Regions from separate parts of the Homo sapiens genome. Here region 1 is linked to region 2. A link is a loop called in an ENCODE intact Hi-C map of the cell type or tissue named here. Cell type or tissue: ascending aorta. All regions are shown on one strand. Each heading gives the region's core, and the rest is flanking DNA. Links, peaks and the distances in the headings are about the cores only.

Region 1 (15,661 bases), core at 6,253-10,252, 410 kb before region 2:
GAAATGATGACTAAGGCTAAATGGAAGAAAGTATTGTTACCTAGAAAACTTTGGACCCTCCATTAGACCAGACCTACGATAAAAAGGGAATTTACAGGCACCCTAACTACATATCAAAAGCAAACCTTTTCTAAATGATAACTGGGGTAAAGGGAAATAGCCTGAGGGACTACTTCAAGAACAGGTGAAAATGCAAAGCCGTATCAGATGGTCTTTTAGGAGGATATCAGTATGCCTTGTAAACAAATTGTTTGTAAGCGATGGATTAAAATCTCTTTGGTAATAATTGATCAAATGCAGTAAGTTTACATCAATAAAACAGAGCAATAGTAATTGTGTTATTATCTGTCACTGGTTCAATTTGATGTTTAAAATGTACTGTTAGGAATTGCTTAAATATCTGTCTGAAGTATCAGAATTGTACTGTTACAGCATATGAAACATGTAAATATCATCTGATCCTGCTCTAACCAGACCCTTACACCAAACCATCACCGAGTGACAAGGTTTTCCGGAACACCCTAAAACTTTTATCAAAGGGGGCTGATCATAACAGGTAATTAATTCAAACTACCCAAGGGTGCCACTATCAGTTGGTGCAGACCCTTCGTCCTCTTGGGCCCAGGGAACCTCGAAGCACCTGCACTGCTACAGACACACACACCACCACAGGAGCTGCTATTGGCCTTAGCTTTCCTGTCCCTCCACCCCAACCTGCCCAGCTACCATGACTTACAAGTGGTGCCCATAAAGTGGAACAGATTGCAAATGGACTACCATTTATATTGCATTTCTTTTTCTAGATGAACATGATTTTGAGGTAATCAGTGGTTAATACCAACATCCTGGTGAAATACAGACACAAAACCTCCCACTATAACTTAAGCTAGACCCAACCCATATATACCAGTAATTCAATCAGCTACAACTGTAATTACAGAACTCAATGCCATATAAATCTCACTACATATTGAAACTTAAGGCATTCCAGAAACCATCTTGAAGATGTATGTATATTTAAATATAAAGGATTGGCCTCAGAATATTTCTAAGTTGTGAAGATGTCAACAGAAATTTTAACAATTAAAATGGACAAATATCAGCTTTCCTCTTTGGGAAAATTTTATGTTTTTGCAGACATGTCTGAAATGAAAATTTGCCCCTATATTTTTTTCTTTGAGAATTGCACTTTTCTGACAGCAATATGCAGTTCCACGCAGTTCCACCCACTTCCCACTGCTTTTCAGACTCATGTGGCAGAAGCGCCACCAAAATACACATACATATTCATAAGCTGTCTGAAGCATTAATTCCACACATGGCAATGTATACTTGCATCTGTGGTTGGAGCTTCTAATTTGCAAAAGCAAATATAATGTGTCTAAAAATCTTGATGAGTGAGCCTTTCAAATTCAAGCCCAGAACATTAAGGATCCATGTATACATAATTTCAAGCAGCAATAGGCTAAAGTCTTCTGACTACCTAATATAATTCTCTCCAAGTCAGTGTCACTGTATGAATATGATTATTGCCCATGTTAATTTCTCTAATTTACTTCTTACATCTATTTCAGGTTATAAATATTCATAATTGTAGTGCTCTGGTAGTAGCCCCCCACCACTAGTCTACACTAAATTGTACTTGCTATAATATAAATCTATTTTCTCCCATTCTAATTTATGAAATGGCTGAGAAAAATGGCTTGCAATATCTTTTCAGAATAAAAATATAACCCAACCTTTTTTATTCAGTGTACAATGAGCTATTGGAGGAAATCTTGATTCACAAAAAAATTCAATAATCTTCCACATCACTGATTCTTTTTCTTTTCTTTTCTGTTAAATAATAATCTCATCAGTAGTTGAGCTGTTCTACCCCCTCTGTCCTTGAGTTCTAATTTTGCTGCAGGAGCGTAAAAGAGCACATCTCACTTTTACTCCTCTTTCTTGGGTGGGAGTACCTCCACGATTTGGCAGCTGCTTAAGTCAAGAAAATCCCTGCTTTGCTAATTCAGAATTCTTAAGCAAAGAAATTTGCACATACTAAGTGTTGGACAAATAAAGAATTAAAGGATTGGCATCAACCTAAAAGTATTAAAATAGTATGCAAGAATCAAAGTTGTAGACTTGCTAATTTCTTGGCAAATTTCAATATGACAAAAGTCATTAAAAGGTGAAAACCTCAATTAAACAAGTAATTGTTTTAACATGGTTAAACAAGTGATATTTTAATGAACTGACTCTGTAAATCTTGGTGAAAGAAAACAAATTGCTTCCCTACTAATATTTTGGAAAAGATAACAAATTACTTTGCTTGAATTTTGATTTTTTGTTTATTTGCACTGATTTTATTAATCATTCCAGTGGTTCAAAACAGACACCTGAAATTGCTCCGGGATTCCTAAAGAAAGCATACTGCCATTGTTAAAGTTTTGTTATTTATAGCACAGATTTTCTTCTAAAAGGCTGCAATAGCAAGGATTAAAAATGTTTATTAAATAATCTTGCAAATGAACATAAAATCTTCAGAAGCCAAACACTGTCCTTCGGCAGCACTGCACTCTCTTACAGAGTGTCTTTGGGGGAGCTATTTAACTACAAATAGTTTCATCTTCCAGGAAGACCCAAACTGCTTATGTAGATCTGATCCTCATTATTTGCCAATTCCTCATTTGCAAATTCATCTACTTGCTAAAATGTATTTATGACACCAAAATAAATACTGCAGTGCTTTCGGGGTCACTTGCAGACATGCACGGAGTGGCAAGAAAATGAACTACCCAATGTACACATTCCCAGCTTACACTGCCTTCTTGTTTCAGTTCTCAATACTCTCAACAGTGTTCTTTTCATGGTCTATTTAATGCCACATTTTTTGCATTTTGTGCTTCTTCTTGGTGATCGTGCTGCTCAAAAGGAGCCCCAAGCATAGTGCTGAAGTGCCGTCTAGTGTTCCTAAGTGCAAGAAAGCTGTTATGTGTCTCACAGAGAAAATACATGTGTTAGATAAACTCAGTTCAGGCATGGGTTTGACCGCTATTGACCATAAGTAGATTAAAAAAGGTGTCTTTAAAACAGAAACACATGAGATTATGTATAGGTCGTTCAGAAAAATGTGACAAGAGACTCACAGGAACTAACCCACCCTGTATTTCTCCCAGGAGAAATGGTTCAGTATTTGCTAACTAAGATGATGTGACAGAACAGAACTTCCACAAATAATAAGCATCAACTGTATATCTCCAATCAACTTGGCTGTGATATCCCATTCCAAGGAGAGTCCGCACTGGTTGCGTAGAGGCGTGCTTGCATTTGTTTAACACTCTGTTCCTCCCTGTGTCCACTTCTACTTCATTAAAACCTGTGTTCTAGACCCTGGGGTTTTATTGGTGGGTTAACTCTGATTTGCAATTGACAAAAAAACTTTTATGGATTCACCACAATAACTTTGGGCCTAATAATGAAATTTTCGACTGAAATCCAAATTCCTAAAATCACTACTCTGCTTTTCAGTGTCTTCATATTTGGTAAGTCCACATGCAGGAAAATATTTGACTTGCTTTACCTTATGAAAACTAAAAGTAAAATTGTGAACACTACAGACTCTACACATAGACATGCTGATGTCAAATCACAGGAAAAAAAATGTGTGTTTTCTGTTATTTGAATTTTTTGAAATGAGTATCTTCAACAATTTTATAAATCTTTCCCTGGACAGCTATAATGTGACCAACTTTAAGTTGTGACATCCCTCTATTTTTTCAATCACCTTGAAAAACAGTCCAGTCCTTCATCCCTTTCCTTCTAGCTCCACACTTGGTCCCTTCATGATAAGACCCCTGGCACCAATCCTCCCTATTTAAAATAAAATTACTATATGGTATATACATTTTAAACTTTAAAACACTTTTAATTTGAGAGTTTAAAGTAATGCAATAAAAATGCTAGTGTAATATTTTGTCTATTTAACTGTCAGAACCTGTATCAGCCCATTAGTCAAGGTTCTCCAGAGAAAGGGGACCCAAGTGTGTGTGTGTGTGTGTTTGTGTGTGTGTGTAAATGTCTCATGCCATTGTAGAGACTGGAAAATCCAAAATCTAAGGGCAGGCAAGCTAGCTAGAAACTCAGGCAGGAGCTGGTACTGCAGTCTTGAGGCAAAACTTCTTTTCAGTTTTTGTTCTTGAGGTCTTCAACTGATTGATGAGGCCTCCCCACATTATCAAGGCTAATGCCTCTACTTAAAGCTTACTGAATATGGATGTTAACCATACCTACAAAAAACCTTCACAGCAACACACAGATAAGTGTTTAATCAAGAACTGGCCTCCACAGCCTGGCTAAGTTGACACGTGTAGCTAGCCATCACAGTACCTTAAACGATAAAGTTGCCTCCAATGAACATGAATAAGCAGTAGGGAAAAAGAACCACTTGAGGCAATCGCCTTGATCTTCAATCCCAGCTGTTTCACTAACAGTGTGGTTTTAAGAAAGTCATTTTTTCTTTCTGAACCTCAATATGCTTATTAAAAAACAAAACAAAACAAAAAACAAGTGGGGAGTATTAACACTTAGGTTTTGGTGGTCTTATATGAATTACATGAAGAGCTTAAGGCAATCAATGAGTGGCAGTAACTATGCTATTAGGGTCTACGTGTTTTTTTTTTTAGATGGAGTTTCGCTCTTGTTGCCCAGGCTGGAGTGCAATGGCACAATCTCGGCTCATCGCAACCTCCGCCTCCCAGGTTCAAGCGTTTCTCCTGCCTCAGCATCCCCAGTAGCTGGGATCACAGGCATGCGCCAACACACCTGGCTAATTTTGTATTTTTAGTAGAGACGGGGTTTCTCCATGTTGGTCAGGCTGGTCTCAAACTCCTGACCTCAGGTGATCCACCCGCCTCAGCCTCCCAAAGTGCTGGGATTACAGGCATGAGCCACCAGGCCCGGCCTGGGTCTACATCTTTTATACCTGTAATCTCAGACATTAATACATTCCTGGCAAATAGTATATGTTTCATAAATGCCTGTGAAAGGAAGGAAGAAAGGAGCGAAGGAAGAAAGGAAGGGAGAGAGGGTGGGAAAGAGGGAAGGAGAGAATTAATAAATAAATGAAGAATGTAAAGCTACATTTCTGAAAAAAAAAAGATGTGACTCTACTTGAGACTACAGAAAAAACAAACAAGAATAAGTAATAGTCCCAGCTTTTAAGAAATTTAGACCTGATAGTAAATAAGGCCAGTTTGCCAATAACCATAATACAAATAGATTAAGAAAGGAAGAAGACAATACATCTAATGCACAAGGCAATTTAATAATTCTTGTGTAAGTTCAGATAAAAAGCACATTATGAGACTATAAAGGCTCAAAAGCAAACACATGATGTATGAGAACAGCCATCCAAAGATTTTTGCACCACAGTAGATGGATTAGATAGATCTAAATGTGGTTTTCTAGACCTGGATTACTTTACAAGTTAATTGACAAGGATAGGAAGTTGCTAAATTTAAAACAAGGTAACAAAGTGACATCTTTAGAATGATACTATCAGAATGGAAGATGTAAAGGAGAACTGTAATTCAGTCAGTTGGAGCAACAGATAAAAGATTGGAACCTGAGGAATCCACCAGTGTTTACATCAAATTATCCAAGGAAAAGAATCTTATCAGGTGACTCAATAAGATTTTCCCATAACCTGGATGGAATATCCTTCAAGACCAACCAATTCCTTATGTTTCAATTCTGAGCCAATTGAGCAACTTTCCAGTTTCTGAATCTGCTTTGCAGACATCTTGTTGCAGAAAGGCAATATCCAAGAAAAGCACATCACTCACTCTAAGTTAGTATACAGGCACTCCAGTCCATAAAAATATTTTGTGAGGCTTACTAGCCTGGATTTATCTTCTAGGAACTATAGCAACTCTGGTTTTATTTTAAAAATGAAGTTTCTGGAACTTAAAATCTGAGAACCAGAAACTGCATTTCAATGAGCCGGACATGAGACAGGCCAGGTCAAAAGCCATGCAAGACTATCCTCTATATATCCCTCCCAAATGGTAGTATTTGGTTCATACCTGAGTGTTCAGGGCTGAAAGGACCCACAGGCTTAAGGAAAAGGATTAAGGATAAGAAGTATTTCAGTGGGCAGAAATTATGAGTAGACCATTCCAGATGGAGGGAAAAACAGAGCTAAGGTCCAAATATTGTGAAATACAATGTACATATGGACTAGAATAAACAGTCTCATTTTGATGGCACACAAGGTTCATACTTAGGAAGGTCTAGCAAGAATATTTTAAGGTAAACTATGACCATTTTGGGGAATTTTAATTGACCAGATTGGGAAATGATTTTTTTGTTTACTGACAATGAGAAGTCACCAAGTTTTAATTTTTTTGTCTAGTTAATATCAAAATTGTAACTCTATATTAGCATACTCAACTTGTTAAAAACATAGTTGGTAACTCTGAAGGAGTAAATGACCCATGAATTGCAACAGTTTAAGTAGGAGGTAAAAATAATCCAAGCTGGAAACACAGCTGTTTTAATAAAAACAGAGGATAAGAACTTGAGACTCTAAGAAAAGGATAATTATTGGGATTCACTGAGCATCTCATTGCATGTGAAAGGTGAGGGATGTGGAAAGGTTGACCCATACTCCAAGGCTAGTAATTAGGGGTAAAATAATGATCTTTTGTTTTTCAATTATTTATATGCTGTTCTATAACTTTTGAACATCATTTTATATTAATGCTTAGACTGACTTAATATCACCATTTAACATCTGCAACTGGGTTCATTTAAAGCCAAATTCAAAATGCCTAAACCCAATCTCTTTATCTTTCTTGCTATCCTGTAACCACAGTAAGCAGTGAGCTGAAGATTTTCTAAACGTTTCAACCACCCATAAAAACAAATGTATGCGGCCGGGTGCAGTGGCTCACACCTGTAATCCCAGCACTTTGGGAGGCCGAGGGGGGCGGATCACCTGAGGTCAGGAGTTTGAAACCAGCCTGGCCAACATGGCAAAACCCCATCTCTACTAAAAATACAAAAATTAGCCGGGCATGGTGGTTGGCGCCTGTAATCCCAGCTACTGGGGAGGCTGAGGCAGGAGAATTGCTTGAACTCAGAAGGCGAAGGTTGCAATGAGCCGAGATCAGGCCATTATACTCCAGTATGGGCAACAAGAACGAAACTAAAAAAAAAAAAAAAAATGTATGCAAAAGGCAAGAGAACAATCTAACAACATTGTTATACAAGATTCCCAAGAGTAAACTGTTCAAAAAGCAATGTTCTCCAGCTAGTAAATCTAGCACTTTTAGTCCTTTCTTGAGAGCTGACACTGATACCAAGAATCATAACAGTTGCCTGACTTTTCTTAATGCTGTCTAACCCACGAACATGTCCAATGTCTTCTTTTTCCAGAATCTTGTCTCAACAAAGCAGTATTTAGAAAACAGGAGCATTAGACTCTCAACAAGTAATTCACCAGTAGTACAAGAAGCCCAAATATGCCTCCTTGTGCTACTTTACCCATACACAATCCAACTAAAAAAAAAAAAAATGCATCCTAATGTTTAAAATAGAGTTACCACAGTAACAAAGTGAACAGTTAAAAAGCAATGAACTTAATCAATGCAAGTCATTGTTAGAAAGATCATCCCCTGAGACAAACCTCTCAGTGCTAACATTATTGCTATTTATCTGAAGTATTTTCTGAAAAGCTAAGAATGACTGACTGAGGGCTTCAGATCAATGAGGTGTTTTTTTTTCCTTTCAGTGAGCTAAAACTCCCAGTAGACCTAAGCCGTACTTTTAATCATGACATTAATCGATAACAATTACACCCAAGAGAATGCCAACATAGGTTTTCCAGGAAATCTCATAGGGCTTAAAGTGCTAAATTATAGAAATAGTCAATATTATGTGTTATTAAAATGGAATTCAGGTTGGTTTCTTCCTATTTCCCTAGAGCAGAATTATGGTGCTCTAGACCTAGAAATGTTGGTATAGTGCTTCTCAAATTTTAATAGCCTTAAGAATAACATGGATATCTTGTTAGACTATAGATTATCATACAGTTGGTCTGCAGTGTGTCCTCTGATCTGCATTTCTACAACCTCCTGGGTATTGACCATGCTGCTATTAATAGTAAGCAGGTGACACCTGCAGTAGCAAGATGTTGAACTCCATTAGATTGGTCGGGGGAAGAAGTAAAAATCACACCCATTGGCTGAGGGATACTAAGAGGTATTTGACCATAACAGAGAGATTTTTACTTCTAGATATTCCAACTCAAGCTGTCCTCCTTGCAAAATAACAGAGAAAAAGGCAACACTTAACTTACTTCAAAGAGCAGCATTTTCTAAATGCATTACAAAAAAAGAAAATTAATTATCTGGGATATCAATAGGTGTTGCCAGAAAAATAGAATGCTAATAGAAGGCTGAATGAATGGTCATACAACTGAGCTAAATGAAATTAAGTAATAACAATGGCTAACAGTTGTTGAGCACTTACTACGTGCCACGAATCGTTCTAAATCCACAATGTAGAATAACTCCTTTAATCTTCACAGCATCTCTATGAGGTGGGAACTAGAGTATTGCATTTTTCAGATGTGGAAAGGTAGGCAAGGAGAGGTTAAAAAACTTGTCCAAGTTCACAGTGCTAGTGAGCTGATGGGTGGTAGAGCCAAGAGCCAGGATTCAACCCTTGGCAGGCTGCCTCCAGAGCATGGGCTCTGCTCTCTAGAACATGATCACTTTTCATTATCAACAGAAAGTGTGAGTCATCACAAGGTGATGTAAGTACTTGTAAGTTGCCAATGAAGGGGAATATGCAATGAGGAGGAGAGAAGAAAACTTAAGTTATGGCAAGATAAGAGCATGAGAACAAGCCAGAGAAGGGAAAATTGAGAAAGTGGAAGTAATTGTTAGTGAAATAATAAATACAGAAGAGTGTACTGTAGTAGTGGAGACATCACCCACCCAGACACAGATGCACTAAATAGATCAATCTGCTTAGCAAATAAATGCCCAGGAGAGGAAAGCAAGGCAAGAAGCGGATCTCATCAACCACTGGAGGACACAAACAGTTTACTTCCACCAAATGTACTGAAAAGATCTCAATAACAAGAGCCATGATTATTCCTACGTTAAATATGCAATTTACAGATTAACTGGGCCCATTGCTGGGTCCCTCTCTTCTTCCTACAGGATGGATTGGACATTTTGCTTCTAACTAGCAACTTTGTGAAAGTGAGTAAGGACAATTTCAGTTTATTTTGATCTCATTCTGAGATTGGGCAATAGGCTTGGGAGAAGGAGGGTATGCTGTGAAACTGATTAAAATACAATCTAACAAATCCTAGATTTCAATGAACCCTCTCTGCCTGGCCTTCAGGTTGCAGGAGAAAAAAAAAATACAACAAGTAGATCCAATCTGAAATATGTAGTCTGAATCAGAAAACAGCCAGCGCATCATGCAGATTACATTACAGGTCAGGCAGAACAATAAATAAAGTAGTTGTTTGGTTAGATGAGCATTAGAAAATGGTTCGACTGTTCAGGTAAGTATTAAAACAAAAAACTAACCTTGCAAACTCCTGAAGTATGCAGAGATTCCTGGAATATTCTACTGAAAACTTAAAGAAAAGAAAAAGCTTAACTGGAGACAAAGGACTGCCTGTAAGCATCCTGAAGGCATCAGATTTGTAAATGTATTTACAGGCACCAAAACAGACATACTTTTGCAACTGAAACAAGAGAGGTCCTTTGGTCTCAAAGATTGAAATGTTATAAAAACATGCCAGGAATACATTGAACATGTTGTGGATTCAGTTCAGATCACAACAATAAAACCAATAAAACCATATTGTCGCAATATGGCAAGTCACACAAATTTTCAGGTTTCTCAATGCATATAAAAGCTATGCTTACACTACACTGTAGTCAATTAAGTCTGCAATAGCATTATGTCTTAAAAAATGCACATGCCTCAATGAAAAAAAAAATACTTTATTGCTAAAAAATGCTGACAATCGTCTCCAGTGGTCTCTTGACAGGGGATGATTTCAGGGTGAAACTGTTCCACCTCAGATCATCAGGCTCTTATGAGAATCTGATGCCGCTGATCTGACAGAAGGCAAGAAAGCAGAGCTCAGACGGTAATGCTCACTGGCTCACTGCTCAACTCCTATTGTGTCTATGGTTTGAGGTTTGGGGATTCTTGATGTAAGCCTTCAGGGAGTCCTAATCTCTTTGCCAGTGGAGAATCTAGTCTCAATATTGATGGCTGTTGATTGATCACAGTGGTGATTGCTGAAGGCTGAGGTGGCTGTAGCAATTTCCTCTTTTTTTAAAAAAAAAAAAATTGAGACAGGGTCACACTCCATGGCCCAGGCTGGAGTGCAGTGGCAATTTCTTGGCTCACTGCAACCTCTGCCTCCCAGGCTCAGGTGATCCTCCCACCTCAGCATCCCAAGTAGCTGGGACTACCGGTGTGTGCCACCATGCCTGGCTAATTTTTGTATTTTTTTCTAGAGATGAGGTTTCGCCATGTTGTCCAGGCTGGTCTCACACTTCTTGAGCTCAAGTGATCCACCACCTCAGCCTTCCAAAGTGCTGGGATTACAGACATAAGCCACCATACCAGCCCAATTTCTTTTCTTTTCTTTTTTTTCTTTTCCTTTTTTTTTTGAGACAGAGTCTTGCTCTATCTCCCAGGCTGGAATGCTGTGGCATGATCTTCGGCTCACTGAAACCTCCACCTCCTGGGTTCAAGCAATTCTCATGCCTTAGCCTCCCGAGTAGCTGGGATTACAGGTGTGTGCCACCAAGACTGGCTAATTTTTGTATTTCTAGTATAGACGGGATTTCACCATGTTAACCAGGCTGGTCTCGAACTCCTAGCCTCAAGTGATTCGCCCGCCTTGGCCTCCCAACCTGCTAGAGTTACAGGAGTGAGCCACCGTGCCTCACAACCAATTTCTTAACATAAGACAACAATGATGTTTGCTGCATCGGTTGACTCTTCATGAAAGATTTCTCTGTAGCATGTGATGCTTTTTGATGGCATTTTACCCACAGTAGAGTGTCTTTCAAAATTGGAGTCAATCCTCTCAAATCCTGCCACTGCTTTATCAACTAAGTTTATGTAAAACCCTAAATCCTTTGTTGTCATTTAAATAATGTTAACGGAATCTTCACCAGGAGTAGATTCTAGATTCTATCAAAAGAAATGACTTTATTTGTTCATCCATAAGAAGCCACTAGTCATCCATTCAAGTTTAATCATTAGATTGCAGCAATTCGGTCCTACTTTCAGGCTCTACTTTTTTTTTTTTTTTTTTTTTTTTTTTTTTTTTTTTTTTTTTGAGATGGGAGTTTTGCTCTTGTCGCCCAGGTTGGAGTACAATAGTGTTGTCTCAGCTCACTACAACCTCTGCCTCCTGGGTTCAAGCAATTCTCCTGCATCAGCTTCCCAAGTAGCTGGGATTACAGGCACCTGCCACCACACTCAGCTAATTTTTGTATTTTTAGTAGAGATGGAGTTTCACCATATTGGCCAGGCTGATCTCGAACTCCTGACCTCAGGCAATCTGCCCATCTTGGCCTCCCAAAGTGCTGGAATTACAGGCATGAACCACCTTCAGGTTCTACTTCTAATTCTAGTTCTCTTGATAGTTTAACCACATCTGCAGTTACCTCCACTACTGAAGTCCTGAACCCATCAAAGTCATCCATAAGTGTTGGAATCAACTTCTTCCAAACTCCTCTTATTGTTACGGTTTTAACCACCTCTGATGAATCATGAAGATTCTTAATGGCATTTAGAATGGTGATTCCTATCCAAAATGTTTTCAATTTACTTTGCCCAGATCTATCAGAGAAATCACTATATCAATGGCAGCTGTAGCCTTATGAAATACATTTCTTAAACAATAACACTTGAAAGTTGAAATTACTCTCTGATCCATGGGCTGCAGAATGGAGTTCCATTAGCAGCTATGAAAACATTTAATTCCTTGTCCATCTCCACCAGAGCTCTTGGGTGACCAGGTGCATTGTCAACGAAAAACAATATTTTGAAAGGAATCTTTTTTATCTGAATGGTAAGTCTTAACCGTGGCTTAAAATATTCAGAAACCATGCTGCAAACAGATGTGCTGTCACACAGGTTTTATTCCATTTATGGAGCACAGACAGAACAGATTTAGCATACATCTTAAAGGCCCCAGGATTTTCAGAATGGTCAATGAGCACTGGCTTCAACTTAAAGTTACCAGCTGCTTTAGCCCCTAACAAGGGAGTCAGCCTCTGCTTGGAGGCTTTGAAGCCAGGCATTCTCCTCTCTAGCTGTGAAAATCCTAGATGCTTCTTCTTCCGATAGAAGGATGTTTTGTCTTCATTGAAAATCTGTTATTTAGTGAAGCCACCTTCATCAATGATCTTAGCTAGATCTTCTGGATAACTTGCTGATGCTTCTACATCAGCACTTGCTGCTACACCTTGCACTTTTATTTTATGGTGATGGCTTCTTTCTTTAAACCTTATGAAACAAACTCTGTTAGCTTTCAACTTTTCTTCTGTAGCTTCCTCACCTCTCTCAGCATTCACAGAATTAAAGAGAGTTAGGACCTTACTCTGGATTAGGATTTGGCTTAAGGGTATGTTGTGGCTGCTTTGATCTTCTATCCAGACCACTAAAACTTTCTCCCTATCAGTACTAAGGCTGTTTTGTTTTCTTATCATTTGTGTGTTCACTGGAGTAGCACTTTTAATTTCCTTCAATAACTTTTCCTTGGCACTCACAATTTGGCTAAGTGTTTGGCACAAGAGGCCACACCTTACTAAGCTTAATCATTTATAGTTTTTGATTTACAATGAAAGACATGTGACTCTTCCTTTCACTTGACCCTTAGAAGTCATTGTAGAGTTATTAATTGGCTTAATTTCAATATTGTTTATCAGGGAATAGAGAGGCCTAAACAGAAGGAGGGAGATGAGGGAATAGCTGGTGGATGAACCAGTCAGAACACACACACTTAAGTTCGCTGTCTTATATGGGCACAATTTTTGGTATATCAAAACAATTACAATAGTAATTACAAAAATCATTCATCACAGATCACCATAAAAATATAATAAAAGTTTGAAAAATGGTGATAATTACCAAAACATGACACAGAAACTTGAAGTGAACATGTGCTACTGGAAAAATGGCAACAATAGACATGCTTGATGCAATGTTGCCACAAACCTTGAATTGTAAAAAAAATGCACAATCTGCAAAGCACAATCAAGTGAACAGCAATATAAAGACGTGTGCCTGTATGTATTCTTCGCTGTCACCTCAGCACCTCTAATGTCAGGTTCCAAGGTAAAGCAATCTAATTTTCTTATGCTAATACTTCAATCTACATTTACAAACTTTTCAAATATTTTATCTAAATGTTTTCTATCAGCATGCTCCTTTTTATAAGAATCTTTCATTGTTCCAAGACACAAATCATATCCCTTTGAATTCCAGATGAAAACATTTTAGGCCTATTTAGGATTTATTTCAATAGATATGTATACACATGTAAAGCAGTTTCAATGTTATTTAAAAATACACTTCATTGGTCTTATTGTGGTGACATTAGCTTGGCACTTAAGAAAATGCTTCCAGGTGGCAGGCACCTGCTCTGGCTTTAAAATGCCAACCTCAAAACCTACAGTCAGGCACCAAAGTGGGGAAGTGCAACAAACTATGTATTTCAGCACCTAGTAGTTTTGGCAGCTCATTTGGAACTGGTTATTGCCAGCTGGGCAGTTTGCCATTTCCTTGAGGCAAAATTAAAGTGGAAGATGCAAGGGTTTTATTGTAATTTTCCACCACATATTTATATCATTATGGGTTTTGTGCTGCTCTAGTCTCCACACAGTCTCACTGAATATCTTCTTATTATGTCACTGAGATTTGAAGCAAATATAGGATGATGCAGTGAAAACAAGTGGGCACTGTGTATAGTAAATGATTGCTGAAGATAACACTATGCTTATCAGAATGGGCTACATAATTTGCAGGGCCCCTTGTTCATAAAGCAGAGGAAAAGTGCCATTAAAGGTACTAAAATATCAAGTGTTTTCCTTTCTTCCGCAGCTTCCCCTCAACCTGCCATGGTGTTATTTGCTACTTGACATCCTTCAGGCACAGGGATATCTGCACAATAAATGCAGACCTTCCAGGGTTCTACCCCCACATGCGCACCCACAGCTCACACAAACTGCCCACTGGCTAGCGGCTGAGTTCTCTCTCCTTCCAGCTGCCAGAGCAATGCTCTGTGCACCACCTAGGAGAGGTGAGCTGGACATCTCCCTTCCCACACACAACTCTACTGCTCGAGCCCACAGGCAGAAGGATGACCCCCAGAAGCACTACAGTCCCTACATAAGGATGCATTAAGCATCTAGTTCAGGAGTGAGAAGTTTGCCCCACTGAGGCACCACAGTGGCACTCCTAGAAGGGGCGGCCACATCTATGCCCTGTTCTAAGACCTGTGGGGCTCCTGCGTCAGACCCTGACCCTCTCTGCCAGGGGCTGAGGATAGCAGCAGTTGTTGCGCAGGAGCAGGGAAGAAGAGGCCAGGTTGGGCTTGGGGTCCTCAGTGGTGGGGAAGCCAGAAGTGGACAACAGCACAAGTGGTCACCTGAACCAAGACTTCAAGTCTTGGGCATGTTCCATTATCCCACCAGACTTCACTTATAAAACATAAATACAAATATAAAATCAAGGATTTCAAGACAGTAAATTCAGAGCATAACACCCCAAACAATTGCTCTCATCACTGAGTAATGAAGCCAGTCCCGATGCATAAGAAACCCCAGGCCTCTGCCCACTTCTTTAGCACATGTACTAAAATTGGACAATAGTGAGATTAGCATCATACCTACACAAGGATGACATACAAATTTGTTATGTGTTTCATATTTTTATTTCATATAACTAAATACACATACACATACACACACACCCCCAAACCCAAAGAGAACACATAAAACTTGGGAAATCTGGATTGTGTGCCCATATCGATATCTTAGCTATGATACTAAACTAGAGTTTTGCAAAATGTCATTGAGAAAAACCATGCAGAGTTACAAGGGATATCTTTGTATTATGTCTTACAACTCCATATTATAATTATCACCGCTAAAAGAAAGACCGAAGCCCTATTAAAAGGACACATACAACATACAGGAAATCATTAGCAAAATTACCTATACCTAGATATAACCGGAACACTAAATTGAATATAATTTGACGTTAATATGTAAAAGAGCAATCCTTAAAATAACTTGCTTGAATACAAAATCTGCAAACACTATGTTCACCATGTTATTCCTCCTCTCAGGAGGAAAGCGTTCAGTTATCGTATTAGTTCGTTTTCACACTGCTATAAAGAAATACCCAGACTTGGGTAATTTACAAAGGAAAGAGCTTCTGCATGTCTAGGGAGGCCTCAGGAAACCTACAATCATGGTGGAAGGTGAAGGGGAAGCAGGCACTTCTTCACAAGGAGGCAGGAGAAGAAGTGAGAGCACAGGAAAAAGTACCATGTATAAAACCATCAGATCTTGTGAGAACTCACTCACTATCAGGAGAACAGCAGAGGGGAAAC
Region 2 (15,661 bases), core at 6,628-10,627:
GAGCATGTACTTGAAGGTCCTAGAAGACATAAGAAGTCTGTATGGAAGACCCCCATCCACCCCACTGACTTGCATTAGATCATGGCTTAGCACATTATATATCTTCATTGTGAGACGTCACTGAGATTTGGGAGTTTTTATTATGGACTTCACCTATGCTGACTGATACATGCGCTATATCACCTGATCAGCCTCCTGGTTCCTCCTGTAATTAGTAATATGTATTTATAAGATGTCTAGACAAATACTAGGATCTGGTGATTTTTGTGGCATGGTCTGCGTGAATAGCATTTTTCTCTGTACTATAGCAAACTAATTACCTTGGTTTTAAGAACCCTAGTTTTCCCCTGCCCAAGGAAATCAGCTTGAACAATCTAACCAAGAAGTGACCAACACCTGGTATTAAAAGCAGTCTAGGCCGGGCGTGGTGGACCATGCCTATAGTGTCAGCACTTTGAGAGGCTAAGGCAGGCGGGTCACTTGAGGTCAGGAGTTTGAGACCAGCCTGACCAACATGGTGAAACCCTGTCTCTGCTAAAAAGACAAAAATTAGCCAGGCATGATGGCAGGCACCCATAGTCCCAGCTACCGAGGAGGCTGAGGCACAAGAATCACTTGAACCCAGGGAGGTGGAGGTTGCAGTGAGCCGAGATCACACCACTGCACTCCAGCCTGGGCAACAGAGTGAGATTCTGTCAAAAAAAAAAAAAGCACTCTATATCTAAATCCTAGGAAAAATATCTAACTTAATACCTACTGTAGACTCCAATACCTTTACAGGTAAAATAAGCTGCTCCATTCAGGATTATGGCGTTGCCAGAGGAAGTCTTCCCTTTTTGGTTTTTGGTTTTTGGTTTTTTTTAAGCCTGTAGCCAGGCTGGAGTGCAGTGGTGCAATCTCGGCTCACCGCAATCTCTGCCTCCCGGGTTCAAGCGATTGTCCTGCCTCAGCCTCTCGAGTAGCTGGGACTACAGGCACCTGCCACCACACCCAGCTAATTTTTATATTTTTAGTAAAGATGGTGTTTCACCATATTGGCCAGGCTGGTCTCGAACTACTGAGCTTGTGATCTACCCGCCTCAGCCTCCCAAAGTGCTGGGATTACAGGTGTGAGCCAATGCACCCAGCCCTTCCCTTTTTTTGTCGGGCACAGGAGATGGTCAATGTGTGTCTGTTGTCCTATGTTGCCAACAAACAGTGGCACTCATTCTCCCATTATAAAGTAAGATGCTCTATTTGGTGGGACAATGTATCTCTAACCAGTAAACATTTGATAAGCAATGGGGGAATGGTCCTTTGTAAATTTTGCTCAGGATATCCTATGGGCTGAGAAATTTGCCTCCTTCTTGTCCAAAGAATATGATACTGTCTCCTTAGTGAAGAGCTCTGTTTTCATGAATGACCCTCTGAGATTGTGTTTTTGAGGCCCTCAAACTGGTCTGGCCATTTCTGTATATATATAAACACCTTGGAAATATCTACAGATATAGTGGTGGGGTGTGAGGCATTGGGAGAAGATAAAAATGAAGAAAACAGACATTAAGGCCTTAATCTTTTCCATCTCATTTCCAAAAAAACTAAACTCAGCCAAGGTAACACTCGGCAGATCATTTCCTCTTTCGTACCTTCCAATCATACTAATAATGATCACCTCAATGTTGTTGCTTTCTCTCAAAAGCAATTAGAGCTGTGGAATATCAAAATTTTAGCCAATCTCTTTTATTCTTTGCATCAAATCTCATAAAAATGGAGAGGCTGCACAGTCTATCTGGAAATCATCAGAGAAGCAGAAACCGGTAAGCAGTTCTCTATACCCACTCCTCCCCTATGTGCCCCACACCTGACTCAGACAGAAGCTAGCACAGGCACGCAGCAACTGGGTTTGCTGAAAGCCCAATAGAGGTATGTTTCCGAAAGGATTCACTGCCTCTATTTAGAAATTGGAGCCATTTTATCATTCATCCCATGGAAGATAATAGTCCGCTTAGTATGCACAGAATAGCAAAGTCATGTGACTTTGCCTCTTAGCTTTAGGGCCCCATCTTAATGGACTGAAAGAGTAATATAAGTGAGATGTAAGAACTAGAAGAGAAAACACTGTTTTTGGTGTTAAACTGTTTCAGGCCCTGGAAATGGGCTTTATTTAATCTTTTTGTGAATGTATGTAAGGTCAACAATGTTTTGGTAAAGCCCGCAATTCTGCCATGCGGTGCCATATGGGAAATGTGCTCACAGTGCTCAGGCTGTCTGCTGTTGGTAAATAGAAGCTATATTATAGCACTTTCTATAGCATGTGGACTGGCCTGTGGCACTCCAGTGTTAGGATAGTGTGATATTGGTAGCTACTGAAATGGAGACATGAGAGCTGTTAGGAATATTTTCTCAGTTGTCATCATGGCAGAGGCCAGCAGAACAGCAACTGGCCCACTTGTGACATATATATCTCTTCCCAACTTCTCCTTTTATTCCTCCTCCTCTCCCTCACCTGTAGCAATAAAGGAGGGAGGGAGGGAGGGAGGGAGGAAGGAAAGAAGGAAGGAAGGAAGGAGACGAAAGAAAGAAAGGAAGGAAAGAAAGAGAGAAAGAAAGAAAGAAAGAAAGAAAGAAAGAAAGAAAGAAAGAAAGAAAGAAAGAAAGAGAAAGAAAGAAAGAAAAGAAAGAAAAGAAAGAAAGAAAAGAAAAGAAAGAAAGCATTTAACTGGTTCCACCAATTATATAGTCTTGATGTATTTTCCTTCTCCTTTCCATTATTAACAAAAATAAAGCAAGTTCCCAAATTTGGAATTAGTTATGCAAATATTCAGTGCTTTCTTTGTTTAAAAATTCTTAGCAGCTGCTACTAGGAGAGCAGAATATAAATAGCATCAGGTGTGTATTATTATACCCAGCTGAACAGCTGCAGTACTTATATTTAATTCCTCATGTTATACTTAACCCTTCCTCTCTGTAATAATATCAGTTCTTGTGTAAAGCTTTTATGAGGTTTTCCCTAGAAGAACCTTGCCAATAAAGAATGAATGAATAATTTAAAAACCACAGATAACTCAAAACTCTCATTCTAGGCAATGGTTTCTCAAATTCTCTTTCATCAATGAGTGGACTAAGAGACCAGATTGTCTTTGCTCTGTCCTGCCCATTGTTTAGTGAGAGGGGTTGGAGCTGTAAAATAGGTAAGGTGATGGAGGAAGAAGAAAAAGCAAGAGACCCAAATGCAGTCATTCATATTCTAGATATTTACTCCCTAGATATTAAAATTACCAATATCATCCACCGATCAATAAATATTTTTATTATAGAAAATACCATAGTATATATACTATATATGTGTATATATGTATATATGTGTGTGTGTGTGTGTATATATATATATATATATATATAATATATACTTTTATTGCAGGAAAAAAGGTAAGCTATCTATTTGGAGAGATGTTACTAACATGGAATAAATAATTCTAAAACATGCAACTCTCATGGCAGTCAGAATTCACAAAGGTGAGAGAGATGGTTGTAAGCCAGCATAGACATTTGAGTTAGATCTTTGATGGATAATTTTTATATTAATGTGAAGAAAATGGTGACTTAGAGCTCCTGCAATCCTTGCTCAAAGTCACGTGATTACTCAATGGATTCCCAAGGCTAGAGCTCAGAATTTTTAAAGTCCCCACAGTAAACATAAGAAAATATTTTCTCATGTCAAAAATATATGGCTTTAGGTAGTGTCTTAGTCCATTTTGTGTTGCTATAACAATATACCAGAAACTAGGTAAATTATTTTCAAAAGAAATGCATTTGGCTCATGGTTCTGGAGGCTAGGAAGTCTAAGATGGGGGGGCTGCATCTGGGGAAGGTCTTCTTACTGCATCATTTCATGGCAGAAGGCATCACATGGCAAGAGAGCAGAAAAGAACAAGAGAGAGAAAGATAGGGCTGAGCTTGCTTTTATCAGGAACCCACTCCCATGATAACAGCTTTAATCCATCCATGAGGACAGAGCTCTCACAGGCTAATTACATCTTAACAGTTCCCTTTTTAATATTGTCACAATGGCAATTACATTTCAACATGAGTTGTGGAGGGGACATTCAAACCATAGCAATAGGTATCTTGTTACTATGTCTTAAATTTATTTGGAAAATAAGGTTTTGGGGGGAGAATGACAAAAAGGGAGTCATATTGTGGCTTCTAAAGTAAGGACAATTTGCTCAATATGCCAGGTAGAAAGAGACGGTCCATTTGTTGAAACCTGCTAGATGATAGGCCACATGCTGGGCGCTTTCCTTGGTACACCTAGGTTCTTCCTCCTAACAATCATCTGAGGTGTTGCACAGGTTGGACAGTATGCCAAGGCCAGAACACTAGTCCCCAAAGCCTGAGCCCTTTCTAGAACCTTATGCTGTCTTGTCAGTACCACATACTGATCTGTTGACATTTGAGCTGTCTGGTAGAACTAAATAGAGAGTAAAGTAACTGAATGTACAGTTTAGTCCAGTTTTCATTTGGCCCAGCTACAGATACTTGAAAATGCCAATAACGTAAGTGAACAACTTGCCTAAAACCGTATGATAGTATTATTCCTATTAATTTGACTAAGCTGTGGAAATACAAGATTCACTATCCACACATACATACACAGACACACGGAGACACACACACACACACACACCCCACCACCACCACCACCACCGCTATGATACCATATACACAAAAACACACAGAATCCTTTGATTCTCATTCTTCTCCCTAAAACAGTTCAACTTCAAGCACATTGCTAAATGCAAAACTGATTATTTGGCAACTGAAGTAGTTTAGCCTGAGTTGCTAAGAGATCTGGTGCCTTAGAGATTCTCTTCTTAATTAGGCCCACAGATCTATTAATTCTATAGATGTGGTGCCTGCAAAGAAATGATCAGGTTTTCCAGAGCTGGTATCACAAATACGAAATGATAACATACAGGTATACATCACAAAGACTAAAGACCATAAGAAGATGGGACACTGGAACCAGGAACCAGGCTGCAGGGCCGCACTTCATTCCCACTCTGTGTTGCTGTGTGCTCTCCCTGGAATAGTCCCATGAAAGCATGTATTTCCCTGAACCTCTGACAGAGCAAGAGGTGAGTCATCAAAGTGAGAAAGGCCAAACCTTAAAGGCAAGAGCAGCTATAGAGGGGTTTGGGACATTGATAGAAGAACCACGAACCAGTAGTTTCATAATGGGCTAATCAGACCTGAGACCAAGCGAAGCTGTACCTCAAACCTCAGACCAATCTAGTGGGATAATGCTTGAGAATGTGGAACTGGGATCCTGCCCTTTCTCTCTTCTCCATCACTCCATAAGATTAAAAAATAATAATAATAACAATGTGCTTTTGATCGTTTCACCTCTTTCTCAAACTATTTTCTTCATTTATGAAAGCAGGCACTAAATGTAAGTGTGGGCTTCAGGCACAATCTTTGTGCAGTAAAATTAATTTGCACTGTCAGGTTTAATCTCAGTCTGTGAGAGACTTCCTTTGCCCCTTTCCTGAGGGCATGTGCACACACACTCACACTCACACCCCTACGGGCTCATTTGAAGAGAGGCTTTTGTCATCTGTTCGAATTTGAGATTCAAAAAGGTCCCTAAGATTTACAAAGGAAACATAGAGGGCAGGAAAGACAGAACTTGGACACCCCATGCCTAGAATAAGCCATGCAGCTCTTGCATCCCTGAGCAGAAAGCTCCAACACTTGGCCTGGATCTCTGGTCTCTTATGATTGACTTTGGACTTTGATCTCTTAGTCTCTTGTCCTTGAGGAAAGCAGAAGTATTTCCACATTCTTGTGGCCCCACATAAAGGCTTAGAAGGAATTCTGAATCATTTCCTATTGAGAATTGTAACACCAACATAGCAGGGGGAACATTAGTATTTAAAATATTCTCACAACAAGATTTAAATTTTCCTTTTGGTTGGTTCCAAATTTCCATTGACTCTAACTTTAATTATAAACTGAATAAAGACAGTTTTAGAAATTTCTACCTCAGAGTGATTTTTCCATTTCTGCCCTCTTACTTATTCTGGGGAGCTTGGGGGATAGCAGTGGTGCCAATGTTGAGTGAAAATTAAGCAACCTAATGAATTATTCCTTGTTAATAATGTCTCTGGCAGGTAATAGCCATTTTTATAGACTTTTTCTAGAGACAATGCCTTATCCAAAATAAATGATTCTAATGATTGTACTATAGTAGGCCAGTAAGGGAAAAGTCTAAGGACTTTGTAGTATACTTCAAATCCTATCATATAGATGGTAACATATTGCCTATGGATAAGCCAACTGTGGGCTTATGTACACAGAAAGCAGAGAAGGGAAAAAAACCTCATTAATCTCTATGTTGAACGCTAGTTTAAAAAAATCACTAAGCATTTAAATGATTCATTCCACTGAATGCTAAGTAAGAGGAAATCAACCTACTTTTTTATGGTCTTTGCTTCTGATTTACATCACAGCCTATGCTATAAGCCTTCCAGACACCAACTGAGATTATACCTGGTGGTTGCTCATCTCCTGGGTAATATGATCAATTTGGACAGTGGTTGTTTACAACTAGCCCTTTGTGACCAGCTAAGAACGAGATGATGGACTCAGATCACTAAAATGGGCAATCAGCAGCCCCTGGGAATAAAGCAACACGGCGTCTTTGTTGGCTTTGAATGCCCGCATTGAAATAGGATGATTTCACCTGGTGCAGCACCTCCCAAAAGATAGCATCTCCACCTCCCTGCTCATGCTCAAGTGCCTGCAGATGGAATTAGACTGGAATGTGCCACCAGAGAAAGGCGTGACTACACAGAATTTACAGATTTAAATAGACATGTTGTGAGATGCAAGTAAACGGATATTATGTGATGACAAGCACTGCCCTCCTAGACCTGATGCTCTGGTTGGGAAACGTTACTTGCCCACGTGAAACAACCAGAGAATACAAGAAAACCTAAAAACAGGTGCTAAATTGTACAGCAATAGACTATACACTATAAGCGAAGGTTAGGGACAGTCTTGTTTTATAGATAGGATTTGAGGTAAGTTCTGCTCTTAAAATTGAGAGATCCCCTGGAATGAGGCAGAAGGTTGGCTGGGGCTGGACCAAATGAGGTTAATAGATGGACTCTGCTTTTCTTTACTCCATTCATTCAACAACTAAATGAAAAGCCTCTACGTGCCAGGCAGTTTGCACTGTGGTGGGTATATGATTTGGAGCAAAACACAGAAACCCAGGAAAAACAATGAGTGAAATGAGAGACATTTAGGCATATGAAGTAAAGAAATATCTGGAAAACAGCCCTTCCTTCGCCATAAGAAATTTGTATTCTGTCACTCTCTGTCCATATACACTCTCTCTATATATATAGTAGGACAAATGCTGTTTCAGTAGCATTCTTATATATGATATTTGCCCTATTTACAAACAAGAAACAAAATAAGAATAAATCAAAGTGAAATTTTCTTCCTTGGCACATTACAGGTTTTTATTCTACAGTTAGTGGAAAACTTCTTTATTTCTAAACTGTATTTACCAGATAAATAATCACATAGCACTTGAATTCAAACCTTTGATCTAAATTTCCCAGATTCCTGAGACCAAAATGTTTTCAGAAAAGAGCTTGAAATGGTATAAAATATGAAGCATTTTCTTTATAATTGTATGGTATAGTAAAAAAAGTTTAGGAATTAGAATCAAAATACTAGTTTTGAGTGCTGGAAATACCACTAATTGACTATGATCTAGGCAAATTATTAATAATTTCTAAATCTCAGTTCCTCACCTGCAAAAAAATCCAAATGGCAGGATCATTGTAAGAACCAAATAAGATATTGTGGATGAAAGTGTGTCAGGAACTATAAACCATTATACCAATAGTTATTATTATTAACATCATCTTTGTAATAAAGGAGATGTGTATTATGTTACATAGTGTTTGGGTTATTTTTGTTTTGGTTTGGTTTTGTGTTTTTTTAGATCTCTTTCATTACCCAGCACAATGCTTGGCACATAGTAGATGACAAATGTTTGTTCAATGAAAGAATGAATAAAAAGATAATGCTTCTGACCATATATATTGACAGGATGTGTGCTTTGAATTACTTTTCTAGAAGTGGTGAAGAATCTTTGTAGAGCTGGTTAAGTGGATTTTCCGTGTGCGATCCTGGGATTTTTTTTTTTGTTTGTTTTCTTCTTTTCTGTAGCATACCAACTGACTCTGACTGGAATCAAACCTATGCCCTTAGTGTCTCAGGTAGCAGTTGCTCTAACCAAGGAAGTGAATCAATCCAGACTAAAGAGAAAAGATGATAGTATATACTGAGCCTAGTCCTATAGGCTACAATGTGTGCAGGCTTCATAGGCCCACTTTCTAAATGATGAGTAAGAAAATGGGGAGGCATTATTTGCCTCTTTAAGAAAAGCACATATAATGAGCTCACACTTTCACCTTCCACCCATCAAAACAGTGAGTCAGAGAATCACAGAATGCTGCTTTCTTCCAAAGTCCCTTGTATCCAGACTTTCAGACATATCGTACCCCTCACTTCCCTAAATTTTCACCTCTATGGAATGCACACAGACATATGGGTAAATCAACAACAACCCTCAAGGAAGCTATAACCACCCAGCGTGTACATTTTGCAACTCTTTCAACTCGCTTCCCATCCTGCCCATCCCCTACACAAATCAGGTTTGAATGCCCAGGCTTGTCACCTGGTATACAAAAATGCAGTCTAACACTGTATTTATTAGCAACCCTTTTCCCTTATGTTTAATTTATTGTTACATTTTTTAAATGTACAAACAGTTATACCAGTTTTATACACAAAACCACAGGTACCGTTTTGTATCTGTCAAAATTCCAGCAGCCTGTGGAGAGAGACAGTTGAATAGATGTCCTATGCTGCCATCTAGTGCTTTTGTCAAGACACGGACTTGTTCATTTTTCTGGAAATGAGGAAACAAAGGCAGCTCAAGGCACCCAAATTCTGGAAGAGCTACTGATATGCATTATTAAACAGATGCATTTATGACACTTGGACCACATTCCCTGGAACCAAGCAACTTAACTTGTTTTCACACAATGGCAGCTTACACCCCTGCTCTTGACTGGCAAAGCTCTGGCCTACCCTGGAGGCACCTGGTTTAAATCCAAACTGACTGGGCAAGCAAAATGCCCCTCTGAGCCCCTTTCTACAGCTCCCATCTGGCCAAGGTTCTCTTGGCATGTCTCTTCCTCCAGGAGGGACAGTTTTATCTGAATGACTTGCCTATTACTTCAATTCTGATAGAAGGCACAAAGGAGTCAGATGGCTTAAAAAAATCATTATCTTTAAAATTGACTAAAACAGCAGCCATTTTCCTTATAGTGGCCAAAAGTGAAGCTTCTGAATTTGTCTTGCTCCTCAGCTCACGGGATTTGTGTCACTCGTTAGATCCCAGATCCTTTTCTGAATCCCCCCCTTTATCTTTTCTTGGATCTCAAAAGTACCTTTCTTCTCCTCAATTAATCAATCAGCACATCTCTGTGTTGCACACACGCTATGCTAAAAGCACTATATCAGACACCGGTTAGTGGGTGGATAAATCAAATGAAAATAACCTTTCCATCTGCGTCTCTGATCACTTCCTGCCTCTGGCCTCAAAGAAGCTTCACCATCCGCCTCCTTGCTACTCTTTAACCCTTTCCTCTTTCATGCTTCTTTTTCTTTTCCTTTAACTATACACAAACCTCTCTTCTAGTTAAAATAAATATAAGAACTTTACTTGAACCCTCCACACTTTCCTGCTACCAGCAAATTTCTTCCTTCCGTGGTTGTATCTTTTTGTATTTTTATCTCAATGAAATGGAGAATTCACTAACCCAATATGCTAATCTCCCAATATAGAATCAACCGCCTAACAAATTAGACGGTGTCCTTCCAACAAGACAGAGTGAGTATCTGTTAGGGCTGCAGCTCCTGAACGTGACTCCTGAAATGGAGAGGAGGTTATCATAGATGACCTCTGAGTTCCTCTGATTTCGATTCTGTCCTTTCTAAACTTTATTTTATTATAGTCTCTACTTCTGCAGCCACTCCCTACTTAACCATGCCTGTAAACTCATGACTTTCTCAAAAGGAAGTTAGCCTCTCTAGATGATCAGATTCCATTCCCCCTTCTTGAATTCATTGCTTCGTCATGACACCCTGATTACAACCCTTTCTTGAAGCACTCTCTATTCTATTCGCCAATTCTATTTATCAAATACCTCATTGTTTCCAATGGTTTTACTGATTTCTTCTCTTCCCTTATTGAGGACTATATCTAAACTTGGATTTTGTCCATATCTATGTCTGTGACTTTACAAACACATTTACTCACTCCCACTGTATCTTCACACAATGCTTCATGATGACAGTGATGGTGATCATGATAATTTGATCACATAATTCCACTTCCACAAAGGTCTTAAATCTTCCATTTCTACTGTGATTTTTCAAACTCTTTCCAAGCCCATACCATCATTTATCCGCATAGCAGAATAGTTCTTCTTGGTTGTCCCATCAACACTATAATAGTAAACTTTGGATTCATGATTCTCACCCTCAAAATGGCATACTTCCCAAGTTTGTCCATTACTATCAATGGCAACACCATGGCCAATCTTCAGCTAAGCTGAGTATCTTAGATTCGTTTTGGAGTTATCCTTCTTTAACTCCTGATATTTAATCTTTCCCCAAGACTTGCAAATTCCTTCTTCTTTATTTCATTCAAATATGCATCTTTATTTCCACTTCAGCAACCAGTTTACGATGAGGTTAAATCCTCATTGCCTTATGCCTGGGTTGCAGAGAAACTTCTAGGGCAGCTCTCCTAGCTTCCAGTTCCACTCCTGTACCAGTTCCTCTTACAAAGAAGTTTGGGTAGTCTTTCAACCAGTTTGCTGTCACGTAGCTTACCTGTTAAAAGTCATAATAGCTTCTTATTGCCTCTCAATATCACATCCATTTCTGTAGCCACACACATTCAAGGCCCTTCTCCAACTACATTTCATTTTCTTTCACTCGCTCCCTGAACGTGTCCCAAGTTCCAGTCAAATTCACTTTTCTAGCATTCTCTGCACAGGAATATTTTGCACACAACAGTCTTTCCCTCTGGAATGCTCATTCACTCCTTCCAAAAACTAGGTCTTATTAATTTCTCAAAATGCACACACACCTGATGGCAATCTAAGATGGATAACATCTGTCTTTGATCTCTCTTCTACTCTGAGATCCTCCTCAGTGGTCGCACTTTCAGGGAAATCTGGATGCTCATAAAAAGAATGTGAACAAGCCATTGTTTGATGGCCTCCATGACCCCAGTAGATAGATGGTTTCTGCTTTCTGGCCTACGTGCATGTTGTTGTGCCTTACCAGGAGAGCCACATGATGTCCAATTTATGTGGTTTGCTGCTGAGGCTGGATGCCCATGTCGTTTTCAGATTAGGAAGTTTTCTGGAATAGGATCTTCCATTATACCCTAGATGAGTGATGAAGATGAAGTAAGAGGACAATCCAAGAAGAACTTTTTGACATTGTGATTAATGCATCAATTTTGACAAAATCATTTTGATGTAGCTACTTTGACATCAAAATGGCACTTTCAATATGTAAGATCACTATTTTTCTTGTCATTACTAATTAACATGCAAAATCAATATCCTTGATCTTTACTACACTCTTAACTGTCAACATAATGTGTATTTTAAAACACTGAAAGTCAGAGGCTAAAATATTATGTCAAAACCATGTTTCCATGACAAAAAGTTCCTAGCATCAAAATGACTGTGCCAAAGCAGCCAGGTGTAAATCTCATGACAGAATTGCTTTGGGGTGAACTGGTGAGTATGGTATGAGAGGTGACAACAGAGCTCTGAGGAGAAGGCAGTAACATATCCATGGGTCTCAACTGGTAGCACAGACACCCAAGAGGAATCATGGCCAGTAGATATGGTTCTCAATGGAGAAGGTATTAGAGGTAGACTCGTAAGTCACTGGTCCCTCTAGCAAGTGGTCTTCTTTTGTTTTTTTGTGTGTGTTTGTTTGTTTTTTGAGACAGAGTCTTGCTCTGTCACCCAGGCTGGAGTGCAGTGGTGCGATCTCACCTCACTGCAACCTCCGCCTCCCAGGCTCAAGCAATTCTCATTCCTCAGCCTCCTGAGTAGCCACGGATGTTCTTTATGAGCTTAAAATGGATGGATAATTGGCCCCTGTGCAAGGGCTTAAGTTGCCTAATGCTCCTGTATCTATCACAGGCCCAAACCTGGCCATGAGTATTTATTCCTCTATCCTCCAAAGCTAAAAGCAATAATGGGAGAGAACATCCCAGCACCTTGGGAGGCCATTGTGGGCAGATCACTTGAGGTGTTTGAGGCCAGGAGTTTGAGACTGGCCTGGCCAACATAGCAAAACCCTGTCTCTAATAAAAAGTACCAAAATTAGCCAGATGTGGTGGCGCATACTTGTAGTCCCAGCTACTCAGGAGGCTGAGGCATGAGAATTGGCCAGGGGTATTCTTTATGAGCTTCAAATGGATGGGTAATTGGGCCCCTATGCAAGGGCTTAAATTACCTAGGAATGAGTATTTATTCCTCTATCCTCCAAAGCTAGTAGCAAAGTAATAGGAGAGAACATGGACAAGGGGGCTCTAACAGCATGATCATCAGCTTTATCAAGAGTGTGTTTTGTATTTCTTCCAAGAAAGTTTCTTGCAGATAGCTAATTTATTTTTTACCCTATCATATTCCAGCAGGTCTGTAACTAGAGTGGTACCCTGTACCCCATAATTGCTCCGTGTTAACAGTTCACAGATGAGTAACTTGTCCCTGGCAATTCAAAAAAGGCTACTGTAGTTTGAGATGATAGATATCCTTTTTCTCTAATAGAAAAAAAAGATGTGTGGGTAGGGAGGGAACATTATAAAAAAAAATTTTTTTTCATGTCATTTATTTGTTTACTTGTTTATTGCCTACCTCTCTCACCTCATTCTCATTAGAATGTTGGCTCCATGAGAGCCAGGACACTGCTTCTATTCATTGATGTTGTCCCAGTACTTTGCACATTGATTGGCACACAAATATTCAATAAATAATTATTAAGTAGACAATTATTTTTCCACCAGAGAAAGAGGGTCCCTTTGGACTAACAGTCCCAAAAAGGAATGGTTTGGTCCATTCCAAAACAGCTTTGTGATTAGCTATGTTTTTCTCTGGGCCTTTTACTGCTCAGAATCCCTGCCAGGGAAGAAATGCTAAAGCTCCCATCTTTTAAATATGTAGATCCCTGACATTTGGTTGCTTCATGAATTTTGCATTGCATAATGACAAGTGTTTAATTTTATAAACTGCTCCTGTAATAGATCATTTTCAAGGAGAGGCATAATCTGGAAATGCAGTGTAAAGTACTGTTGCCGAATTAGACAAATGTCTTCCCCGAGCCAGCGATCCTTTCCGTAGTAAATGTTTTCAAGCATTGACGGATTGGAAGCCATGGAAATAGTCTCAACACCCAGCTGGCTGACTGAGTCAGAAATGAGATGGCCCATGGATGCTTCTCTTTTCCAGGCTGCTGTGTACCAACCCCAGAGTATCTTGGGAGTAGAGAAAATAAAAACAATTGACTTGTTTCCTAAGACCCAAATGGACTTGCTCAGCCTGATTTTGAATTCTTTTTCCATTGCCACAAAAATTGAAGGTAGAGGTAGAAAAAGGGAATCGTGATTTCTGGGTTCTAAAAAGGATAGTTTGGTGCTTTATGGTCTATCTCAAGCATATATGCAATACCATGAGGCCAAAGAAAATGTCTCTAGAAAAGCTCGTGGTGATTTGAGGGTATAATGGGAGGAGAAGCCACACCAATGGGCCAAGTTATGGATAATCCATGCTTTGTGCTCCATGTTTCTGTCACTGTTTGGCCTCAGCAAACTCACTGACCCTCTCTGTTCCTTGGTTTCCTTGTACAAAAAATATGCTTAATATGCTTAATAGTGTTCCCTATTTAACAGAATTCTCATTAAGAAAGTTGAGATTAGCCTGGCCAGCATGGTGAAACCCTGTCTCTACTAAAAATACAAAAATTAGCCAGGTATGGTGGCAGACGCCTGTAATCTCAGCTACTTAGGAGGCTGAGGCAGGAAAATTGCTTGAACCCAAGAGGCAGATGTTGCAATGAGCCAAGATCATGCCATTGCGCACCAGCCTGGGCGACAAGAGCGAAACTCTGTCTCAAAAAAAAAAAAAAAAGTTATGAGATTAATCTTCAAAAGTCAGTGGTTGTAAAAACTGTATGGCTGTAAAAAAAATGAGGCTAGTTTCGTAAACTATATACAGATAATTCATTACAAGTATTTCAAGCAAGAGCATACTGATTGTGAGGGCACTGTGTAAGTTCAATAGGAACAATGAAAAGAAATTGGTGTGTCAAGGGTTAAATATGTAAATTCATAAGGAAGATGGGCCCAATATATTTAGTATGGCTAATAAAGAAAAGAGTTGTACCCAAAGAAACTTGCATCCAATGGCAGTTATCCACAGCCATTCCTCAGGGAAATCTATCAGTCAACAAGGCAGCCCCATGTAGAAGACAGAATCATGAACAACAATCAAGATACCTGAGTCTAAATAATTTTTATGCAGTGACATCTCATCTCAGGCATCAGACTAAGCATGCTACAAAGATGATTTCATTTAATCCTTACAACTATCCTATGAGGATGATGGTATTAGTATCCATGCTTTATAATTGAATATATTTTATACAGGTTAGGAAACTTGCCAAAGGTCACACAACTGGGATTCAAACTCCAAAAGTCAAATTCCAGGGTCACACTCCTAAGTATCATACCACACTGTTTCCTGGTAAAATAATTGCTGGTAAGTCACTTACGCTGAGTTCTTACACCTAAGGTTGGGTTGATATAATCTCTAAAGTCTTTTCCATATATAAAATAAAAAGCTTATTTAACATAGCACTAGATTGGGTAAGCCAATCTGTTTCTTTGGCAGAATATATCAACATATCCTTCTTTGACAGAATACATATATATTGATATGATAGAATACATGTCTATGTATATATTGATTTGATAGAATACGTGTGTGTGTGTGTGTGTGTGTGTGTGTGTGTGTGTGTGTGTGTGTGTATTTCCAGCTCTGTTTGTTACTGTGTCCCCACCACTGGTTGAGAGCCCATCTGTGCAGCTCAATGGCTTGCACAGCACTGATAAGAACTCCATAAATGGAACTGGCCAGGGACATTTTGGACTCATGCTTTTTGATGCTTTGCTAATTGCATAAATTCCAAACTCATGCCATCCAGGCGTCACTGACCTTTCCTGCTTCTAAGAATTCTTCTCCGGTTTTGTTGATTCCTGCCCTAGTTTCCATAGCAGCTGCTCCACATATTGTCTCCCACTTTCCAGTACCCAACCCCATTTAAATCCCCTCTCACATCTTACCCCAGCAGTTCATCTTTCTTTCAGCTTTTCTGAGACTGGTGTTCCTAGAACCCTTCTTTTTCACTTGACAGAATTTCTTTAAATGTTCATGATTCCTTTTCTCCCTCCCACACACTTAAAGGGAAGCAGCATCCGTCTTTCTTCCTCCGTCACTCC

What was found. Peaks named below come from ENCODE experiments on the same cell type or tissue, not always from the same donor. Only the 100,000 strongest peaks of a DNase experiment are listed, where the experiment ranks them.
Region 1: it touches region 2 in a loop (2.1-fold over the local background); 1 of 110 quality-filtered maps calls a loop at or near these places.

The regions. Positions count from the first base shown.
Region 1 is chr14:29,797,042-29,812,702 of GRCh38, forward strand. The region is part of intron 1 of PRKD1 (protein kinase D1); the gene reads right to left. It also overlaps the pseudogene RNU6-1234P. Among named protein-coding and RNA genes, the nearest start is that of PRKD1, 120 kb to the right of the region's middle. In ascending aorta, for the core only: no CTCF peak of the experiment used is centred there; a DNase peak (open chromatin) is centred at 8,730.
Region 2 is chr14:30,205,722-30,221,382 of GRCh38, forward strand. No RefSeq gene overlaps it. Among named protein-coding and RNA genes, the nearest start is that of PRKD1, 290 kb to the left of the region's middle. In ascending aorta, for the core only: a CTCF peak has its summit at 8,938 (motif pointing left); no DNase peak of the experiment used is centred there; H3K4me3 peaks cover 355 bases.